Linked DNA regions of Homo sapiens: region 2 is linked to region 1. A link is an interaction called in ENCODE POLR2A ChIA-PET data of the cell type or tissue named here. Cell type or tissue: CD4-positive, alpha-beta T cell. All regions are shown on one strand. Links, peaks and the distances in the headings refer to the core of each region. The heading gives the core; the rest is flanking DNA. Region 1 overlaps TLE4 (TLE family member 4, transcriptional corepressor). Region 2 overlaps TLE4 (TLE family member 4, transcriptional corepressor).

Evidence for each region. ChIA-PET counts read pairs that join two places held together with the same protein. Peaks named below come from ENCODE experiments on the same cell type or tissue, not always from the same donor. Only the 100,000 strongest peaks of a DNase experiment are listed, where the experiment ranks them.
Region 2: POLR2A ChIA-PET joins it to region 1 with 6 read pairs; 24 of 35 experiments call an interaction of 5 or more read pairs at or near these places.

Annotation. Positions count from the first base shown.
Region 1 is chr9:79,581,453-79,585,849 of GRCh38, forward strand. The region is part of intron 4 of TLE4 (TLE family member 4, transcriptional corepressor); the gene reads left to right. Among named protein-coding and RNA genes, the nearest start is that of TLE4, 12 kb to the left of the region's middle. RefSeq lists a silencer at 2,519-2,618. In CD4-positive, alpha-beta T cell, for the core only: no CTCF peak of the experiment used is centred there; DNase peaks (open chromatin) are centred at 589 and 2,639; H3K4me3 peaks cover 568 bases; H3K27ac peaks cover 1,759 bases.
Region 2 is chr9:79,636,700-79,641,096 of GRCh38, forward strand. The region is part of intron 6 of TLE4 (TLE family member 4, transcriptional corepressor); the gene reads left to right. Among named protein-coding and RNA genes, the nearest start is that of TLE4, 67 kb to the left of the region's middle. In CD4-positive, alpha-beta T cell, for the core only: no CTCF peak of the experiment used is centred there; no DNase peak of the experiment used is centred there.

The DNA.
Region 1 (4,397 bases), core at 164-4,163:
GATACCATAGGAGGATATCTGGATTTTTCACCTAAGGCAGTGATTCTTGAGTGAAATTGGAATTTCCTTTCAATAGAAGTAAACATTTATTATATATCTGGCTTGCGCTTACCACTGGTCTGGGCACACTGCCAAAATTCTTATCGTTAGTTCTCATAATGATCCTAAGACAGGGATTATATCCAATCAAAAGTTGATTAAACAGGGTCAGCTCTGCACAAGGTGATACAGCTAATAGTTGGTGGATTCAGGACTTCAAATAAATTTATGTGGGAGGATATCTCCTGGGAGATGGGTTTGCTATGGGTTAGAGATTCAGGCCCCAGTTCATTCCTGAAATAGAGAGTCCCTGAACTTTAGGCTCATACGCAGAACCTCTTGAGTTGGGGGATTCTCTGCAACTGCCTAGAGTCCATGGATGGCTCAGCCTGCCCTCTGCTTGCAGACTGCTTTCAGTGGGTGAGAGGGTGAGGTTGCTTTCACTCGGAATCTCCCACATGTGGGCTAGGGAAGCTGCTTGCTTATCAAGATGGAATTTGCTTCCTCCCTAGGCAACCTATTTCTCATTTGTTTACAAACTTGTTCTTCTCTTTAACTTTTATCTTTTCCTGTGGCTTATGAGAGTGCCTACAGACAAGGGGCTGTTTGTTAATCACCATCTTGTGGGCTTTTGAAGGGGGAAGCTGGGAGGGGAAAATGTGATGTTTTGTAGCCTCTTTGTAGTTTAGAAAGAGGTTCGTCGATGCAGGAAATCACACAACTCAGTTTTAAATGAAGGCAGATGTTTTGCTTTTACTGTTAAAAGAATTTCTTTGCAGCATTCAAACAAAAGGATAGTTCCTTTTCACTGCCCCTTAATCCCTGCTGGATATTATTTATTTGTATTTATTATTTTGATGGGCAAAGTTCTTTGTATCTAGGTATATATCACTTTGATCTGTGTAGGAATGATGGACCGGACTAATGAGCTACATCTCTAGGTGCTGTTGCAGCACTGGTGAAGGAGACAATACAAGCACCAGCCCATTGTTCTTCACATTCTTCATTTAATCTTTGCTTTCCTAGAATACATCTTTTTTATTTCTTCTTTTTTTTCTTGTGTTATAAGATAGGTAGAGGAAACCAGTTGGGAATTAAATGTTTAAAAAATGCATTTATAAGTTATTTGTGTTTGTTTTTAATGTGGCTTTTTTTTTTTTTTTTTGCCTTTGATGTGATTCGATGGTTTGGTTTACCACTTCTGGACAGCAATAATGTATTTGGTGGCTAGAGAAAAGAGGGACAGGGATGTGAGTTCTAGAAGGCACTTTCTTGATCCCTCTACACACCCTCTTAAAATGACTCCAGCGTTCCAGCAATGGTGGTAGGTTCAGTGGTCCTATACTAGCTAAGTTATTACCAGTTTTGTAAGCTGGGCTGTTGGAGAGAAGCAGGGGGGCAGCACATTTACGCATGGGCAATGGAGTATTTACACTGATAATGACAGTTTGCAAGGCTTAGGACTTGTTCAAAGTAAGTATACTGCGAACAGTTTATGAAATTATTACTCTAAAGAGGAAGGGCCTCAGAAGTTTTAGTCAGAAGCAAGAGTTAGAGCTGTTTTGTCTTTGCCTTAGTAATAGCTCTCAGTGGTAGTTGTTTTCTATCTATGGAGAGGGATTTAGCTGGCATTCATCACCACAAATCTATATACCCTCTCTCTTTTCATTGGAACTTACCCAGCATTTATGCCAGGCTGTTGCTATTTCTATATCATTGACCCAAAACTTATCCCTGGAGAGCTGCACGTGTAACCCTTATTCCATCCAGGGGTGACACATGGGCAGGGTGTGGATTTTCTTAGCTGGTTCATCAAATAAGCAGAAGAGAAGTACTCTGGGATACCCCTTAGGTACTCTGTCCTCTGGTGAGTGGATCGCACTGTCATCTCTTTTGAGGATTTGCCCACACACATTTCAAGAATTGTATGGTGGAGGCAGCTTCTGCGTTTCACGGAATGAAAGGATAACTTCTCTCCCGGTGCGAGACAATACTCTATCCCCAACCTGGGCTGGCTGTGGTGTGCTTGGGACCTCTGCAGGGCCCTGTTGCTTGCAGCAACCTAGGCAAAGTGAGAGGTTGGGGAAGGAGGAGGGGGGATATTGGCTTTTTCATTTCTTAGCAGGCTTATTTAACTCATTATTATTATTATTATTATTGTAATTTGGGTTCTGTCCTTATTTTCGAACTATGTATTCTGTTTCTGAAGGTCTGTGGATGATTTTGGTTATTGAATTTGAAACTGCAAGAAAATATAACTGGAAAGAATAGTCATAGTAGAAATTATAAGCACTAGTACTCTGTAACACCCTTTCTTTACAGAGAGCTTAAGGCATTTTATATGTTCTCTTTAATGTTCCTTATGTTCTGTGAAGCAGGTAGCAAGCTTGGATCCATGTATTTATTTAAATAGCTTCTGTCAGTGGAGTACCCAACAGTTTGCCAAGCAGTGTCATTCTACTGGCCTCCTTTAATAGATAACACTGAGGCTTAAGGGCTTAAGAGACTAGCCCAGTGTCACAGTCAGGGAGGATCAGCACGGGGGTGGAGATACCAGAGTTCACGCAGGTCAGCGAATGCGCCTGAGGTTGCATAGTGAGAGTCACTGGCAGAAGAGGAAATAGTAGGTTTCTTGACTTCCCTTCCAGGGCTCCCTTCGCTGACCATGCTGTTTCCAAACAGCAAATAACATGCTTGTTTCTATGATGTGTTTGGCTTTCTGCAACATGAGGAGCATGGTGATGCTACTGGCAGTCCAAGAGTGTTACACCGTCATCTCTAGTGAGAGATCTGATCTGTGTTTGTGTTTGAGGACAGCTCCTCCCTCCCCTCCCTTCTACCCTCTCATTGCCTCTGCCCTGCCCAAAGGGAGTCTAGGATCAGCAATATTGAAATATAAAGCCAAGGTCCACTTTTAGAAAAGTGCTTGATAAAACTGGCTATCTGGCATTCCTGAACTGTACCATGCAAACACACTGTGTTAGATACTTACCTGTTTATTTCCTGTCTCTCTCTCGTGCTAGATTGTAAGCTCCATGAAAACAGGAGCTTTTATTGTTTACTGCTGTGTACCCGGTGTTGAGCCCTGTGCCTATCGCATAGTAGATGCTGGTGCGCAATAAAATATTTGGTGAATGAGAGAATAGCAGTTAGAGCTAGCCAAGAATATGTGTGATTTAATATTTTTAAGGGTATATTAGGTTGCAAGATAGATAACAAATACTGAATCTCAGGCATACTTAGGTCTGTGTTGTCTACTAGTTTGTGGAAAAGTGACACTTGGAAAGAGGAAGCAAAAGCAACCGAACTTGCTGTGCCTTTGAGGAACAAGTTAGTATAGCTAAAGTAGAATGTATGTATTTTAGTATGTTGAGTCTGCCTTTTTAAAGATGAAAACATGAATCATTCCAAACAGAATTTAAAATTCAGTTTGAACGTCACTGTATCACTAGTCAGTGTTTATCTGAATAATTCTTTTACTATTAATAGGTCTGTGTACCTGTGGTTTGAATGAATGTGGAGCAATATCGATCTTGACTATATTGTGTGTTTAGCTAACTTCCCTGCAAATCAGTAAAAAATGCAAGGTTTTAGTTCTTTTCAAGGGACAAGGAATTTTGAAAATGTCTTAATTTTTTTTATTAGTAGAGATAGTATAACGTTGTTGAAAGAATAGTAATCATAACAGTAAGCAATTTTAGATTGCTTATAGTGTCGATAATATTTCACTTATTCTTACAACAATCTTATGAGATTATAGTAGTAGTATTATTTCCATTTTACGTATGTTGGGGCTGAGACACAGAGAGCTTAAATAGCTTGCTTGAAATCAGCTAGCCGGTAAAATAGATCTTGGGTTTGACTCAAGGTCAGAACGCTGGTATGACAGATATTTCTGCCTTATTCCAGTTGATATGTTTGGAATACTCCACCATCAGCATACTTACTACCTTCCCCCAAATGCTTGACTGATTCCGGAGCCTCAGATTCTAGTTCTGGCCTTGCTAGTCACCAGCTTTGTGATATTGCTGAGTACCGTACCTTTAAGGGCCATGCTTTTCTCATCTTTAACTTAGGGCGTAAGTGAACGCCCAGATCTCTTTTAGCTCTTTTGGTTAAAATGACCATTTCAGTTTGGTTTGTTGCTGTGATCCAGTGAACAGAAATTGAATTTTTTTTTTTCAGTCTTAGAAAGTCTCTTTTAGCACTTATTTTCAGAATTTTTAAAATCCAAAGTTACCCAATGTGCCTAGGAGTAGAAATGTATATTTATATACTATTAATACTTTATTTTTTATAAGGTACTTTCTCATCCTTTTTTTTCATGTAAACCCCAATAATAAAGCATTCCCCCCGTC
Region 2 (4,397 bases), core at 221-4,220, 55 kb after region 1:
CTGTTTTATTGTCGTCATTGCACTTACCATTGATTTGTTATGCATCACTTTCCCTTGACTAGCTAGTGAAATCTCATTCACTTTTGTAGCCATGAAGCCTAGAGCGATAGGTATCTCATAATTTTCAATACGTATTTGTATGATAAATATTCAGTAACTATTTGTTCAATAAATTTGCAGTAATTTGTTCATAATAATTTTCCATAGATGTTTGTTAAATACTATGCTCTGGGATATTTTCTCATTTGGATATTCTCCGTACAATTTTGAGCCAAGATAGAAAAGGAAGCGCATGGACTGGTAGAAAATATACAGTTCTGGGTTTCACTTATAGTATGATATTAGGAATTTCATTTAGGTTTTTTCATCTGTAGAATGCAAGGCTGGAGCTGGCCTATTTATTTTGACGTTAATGGAATTTTTATTTTAAAACTTGGGGTCCTTTTGTGTCATAGTTATTTTTCTAGGTTTATCACCTCCCTAGGCTTGTATTCTTTTCCTGAAAAAGGTAACTAAATATAGTAGATGTTATTGAATATTCGCTCTGTGTTAAGCATTTACATGCATTACTTTGTTTAATCTTCACATCAACCTCATGTGGAAGGAAATACTGTTCCAGCTTTACAAATAATGAAACCAAGGGCTTTGAAGAGGTAAGTCATTTTCTGAAGGCCACACAAAAGAGGAGTGGCAGGACTGGGATCCAAACTCCAGCTGACTTCAGAACTCACACATTTAACCATTATGCTACACTTGTCTCTTATTTGTTCTCTTGACTCTGTTCTTTCTTTCACACTGTCATCAATAATCTCTTTATCTTGAGATCCACTGATAGGATTGTCCAGCCAGAGCTCAGTGTTGGAAGGAAAATGGAAACTGGGTATGCTGGGTCCACATACTAAGTGGTTAGTCTAAATTGTCTGAATTATATTAGTTCCACAGGTCAGTTGGATACTCTTGACTCATACGTTGTTGCTTCCTGTCTGTTGTATCTTACTCTTATGAACAAGAACTGAAAGTTGTTATAAACACAGCTGTTAAGGCAGGTGTTTTAACCCAGTGTCCTTGGATCTTCTGGAATTTCATGCTTGGGCATTGGGCTGTCAATTAAATGCCTGAATTGCTTGCAGAATTGCCTGTGTGTGTGTGTGTGTGTTTGGGGTTGGTAGGAGAGGAGTATGTATAGTTTTTGGAGGAGAGTGTTCACAAAGGGTCCTGTGACACAAACAAGTTTGAATCCATGCCTTAGTAGAATAGGATTGTGCAAAATCCTGATATGAAATAGCAAAATATCATGTGGGGTGCATGTAGACAAAAAATATTTGCCCGTAGCAGCGTGGGGACACATTCTAGGATGGTTGTTCAGAAACTTGGAAATCAGGAGTTTACTTTTGTAGGAGGGTTTCTTGATTAAGAACTATTGTTGGTACTCTAGTTGCAGGCAGCAGTAGGTGAGGCAGGGGACATGACTGGTGGTGAAGACCATAAAGGGGCCCCCACCAGGCCAGTGGCTAGTCAGGAGATATAAACAAGTTAGAACTTACAGGGATTGCCATTATGTTGTGGGGAGTTCTATCTTTGAAATTACTTCATTGCTTTGTGATAAGCTCTATACTTCTCTGCTTCTATTTCTCTATCTTGAGAAAACCTTGTATGCCTGACTTGTGAATAACAATTATTTCATGAGATAGAGTAATATTGCAAACTTAAAAAAATGGTTTTGACTAAATAGTTAGAGCTAACTGTGCCTTTGACCCCAACCTCTTAAGAAAAACTCAGAATGGTACATTCTTGAATCCTTTTTAAGGCAGCTCTATAGCTAGTCTGACCCTTGTGATTCTCATGCTTTTTTTTTTTTCTTGGTAGATTCATAAAAATGGTGAGAGTTTATCTTTGCTCAGATTGTTTTCTGTGACCATCAAGGGCAGTGCCACTATGGTCCCGAAGCAAAGTGGCAGTAATGTTGCTTTTTTTCTTTATTTCCCTAGAGTGTTTCTGGGTTGACTCAAAGCAATTTGTAGACACAGCTCTGCACAAATTAATATCTGGGAGAAGAAACAGTTGAGAGGAAAAAACAGTTTAAGTTGAGATCTACTTGGATTGAAAGCTCAGAGGTTGTTCTTGGGTTTCTTTCAGCTAATAGCTTCAGAATGGCCTCTGAGCAAAGATAGATGTCGAGGCAGGCTTTGTTGTTTGTTGGTTCTCCCTTGCAGGCAGAGGCTACCCTCTGCTATCAAGGCTAAAGCATTCCAGGAGCTCTTTGCAGGCTTCCTTACAGAAGAACTGTGGGCAAGTGACCCTATCCAGGTCAGCGAGATATAAAAAGATGTGGTTTTCTTCTTAACAGAAACCCATGGAGAGAGAATTATCCTCCCTTCTGCATTTTAATATGGTTATGTGAAGGCATGAGGTAATGTGTGGAGCTGTGGCAGCCATCTTGTGATGGGAGGGGATGGGATTTGAGGGATGCCACATGAATCAGGGACCCAGAGCCCTGATAATGTTAGGTCATCTATCCATCCCTGGACTTGTAGTGTGAGAAATAAAAATTCCTTTAAAAAAAATTCAGGCCATTTTTGGGTATTCTATACCTTGCAGAGGAACTATCTTAACTCAAATATATAGTTACATGCCATATAATAATGTTTCAGTCAAGGACAGACCACATATATGACAATGGTCCCATAAGATTATAATGGAGCTGAAAATATTTTATTGCCTAGTGACATTGTAGCTGTCGTAACACCACAGCAAATTACTTTTTAAATAATTTTTTTGTAGCAGTGTAGAGTAATTATAAAGTCTGTAGTGGTGTTCATTAATGTCCTAGGCCTTCACATTTACTCACCACTGACTCATTCAGAGCAAATTCCAGTCTTGCCAGTTTCATTTATGATAAGTGCTTTATATAGGTGTACCATTTTTTATCTTTTATACTGTATTTTTACTATACCTCTTCTGTGTTTAGATACACAAATACCATTTTGACACAATTGCCTACAATATTCAGTGCAGTAACATGCTGTTCAGGTTTGTAGCCTAGGATTAATAGGCCATATTGCATAGCTTATGTGTGTAGTAGGTTATACCATCTAGATAAATATACTCTATAATTGCACAGTAATAAAATTGCCTAAAGACTCATTTCTCAGAATATCCCTATAGTTAAGTGGTGTATGACTATAGATAGATACATATATATTTCTATGTTAATGTCATGACTTATGTATATCAAAATACTGGGAACAACCTGAACACCCAACACTGGGGAACTACTTAAGTGAACTCAGGTATGGCAGTACAGGTTGCAAAGAACAGAAGGAGTTGAGTGTTACTTTGAAGACAGAACTAGAAAGACCTGGTTATGGAAGACGGCAGAGTGAGACTAAGTGGAGGAATTCAGGACACCCTGGAAATTTGGAACATAAGTAACTAGGTAGATAGTTGTACCATTTACTCAGATGGGGCAGAAGAGAGAAGGAATGGCCATATGAATACAATGGCATACCATGTAGCTGTTAGAAATGATGTAGTCAAGGTGTATTAAGGATGTGGAAAAATGTTCTTAATACATGGTAAACAGGAAACGAAGAAACAGGTTAAACCACAAGATAGTTTGAGTTACTTTTGTTAAAAATGCTAACATGAATTCAAAAAATACTGGATAGGCCCACCATGATATTACTAGTTTTCTTTGGCTGGTAGGATTATGTGTGGCTTTTAATTTTTTTTTTCACTCCGCCTATCTTCATTTAACATATAAGTTTCTAATCTGAAAAAAGCTATAAGACAAAATTCTATTCATATGGCCATTCCTTCTCTCTTCTGCCCCATCTGAGTAAATGGTACAACTATCTACCTAGTTACTTATGTTCCAAATTTCCAGGGTGTCCTGAATTCCTCCACTTAGTCTCACTCTGCCGTCTTCCATAACCAGGTCTTTCTAGTTCTGTCTTCAAAGTAACACTCAGCTCCTTCTGTTCTTTGCAACCTGTACTGCCACAACCCTAACTGAAGTTATCATTCATTATTTTCTTGTTTGAACCCCCTGCATTACCTACTAGCCGGTCTCCTGCCCTTCATTCTTGCCACTCTCAGATTCAGAAAATTATTATTTTTTAATATTCTAGCTTAAAATACTTACTAGTCTTTATAAAGGCCAGTTTAAGCTGGTTTACACACTCAAGCTTAAAATACTTGGTGGTCTTCTTTATATAGGCCAGTGAAATAGAATAAAATACTAAGAAATAGATTCACTTGTATATGTCAGAATGGACAAGCAGATCAGTGGGGAGAAAGATGGAAGCTAGTAAATATTACTGTGGGGCTACCTGGTTATTCTTGTGGAAAAGAATTGGATACATACATGTCACCATATGCAGAAGTCAATCCTAGAA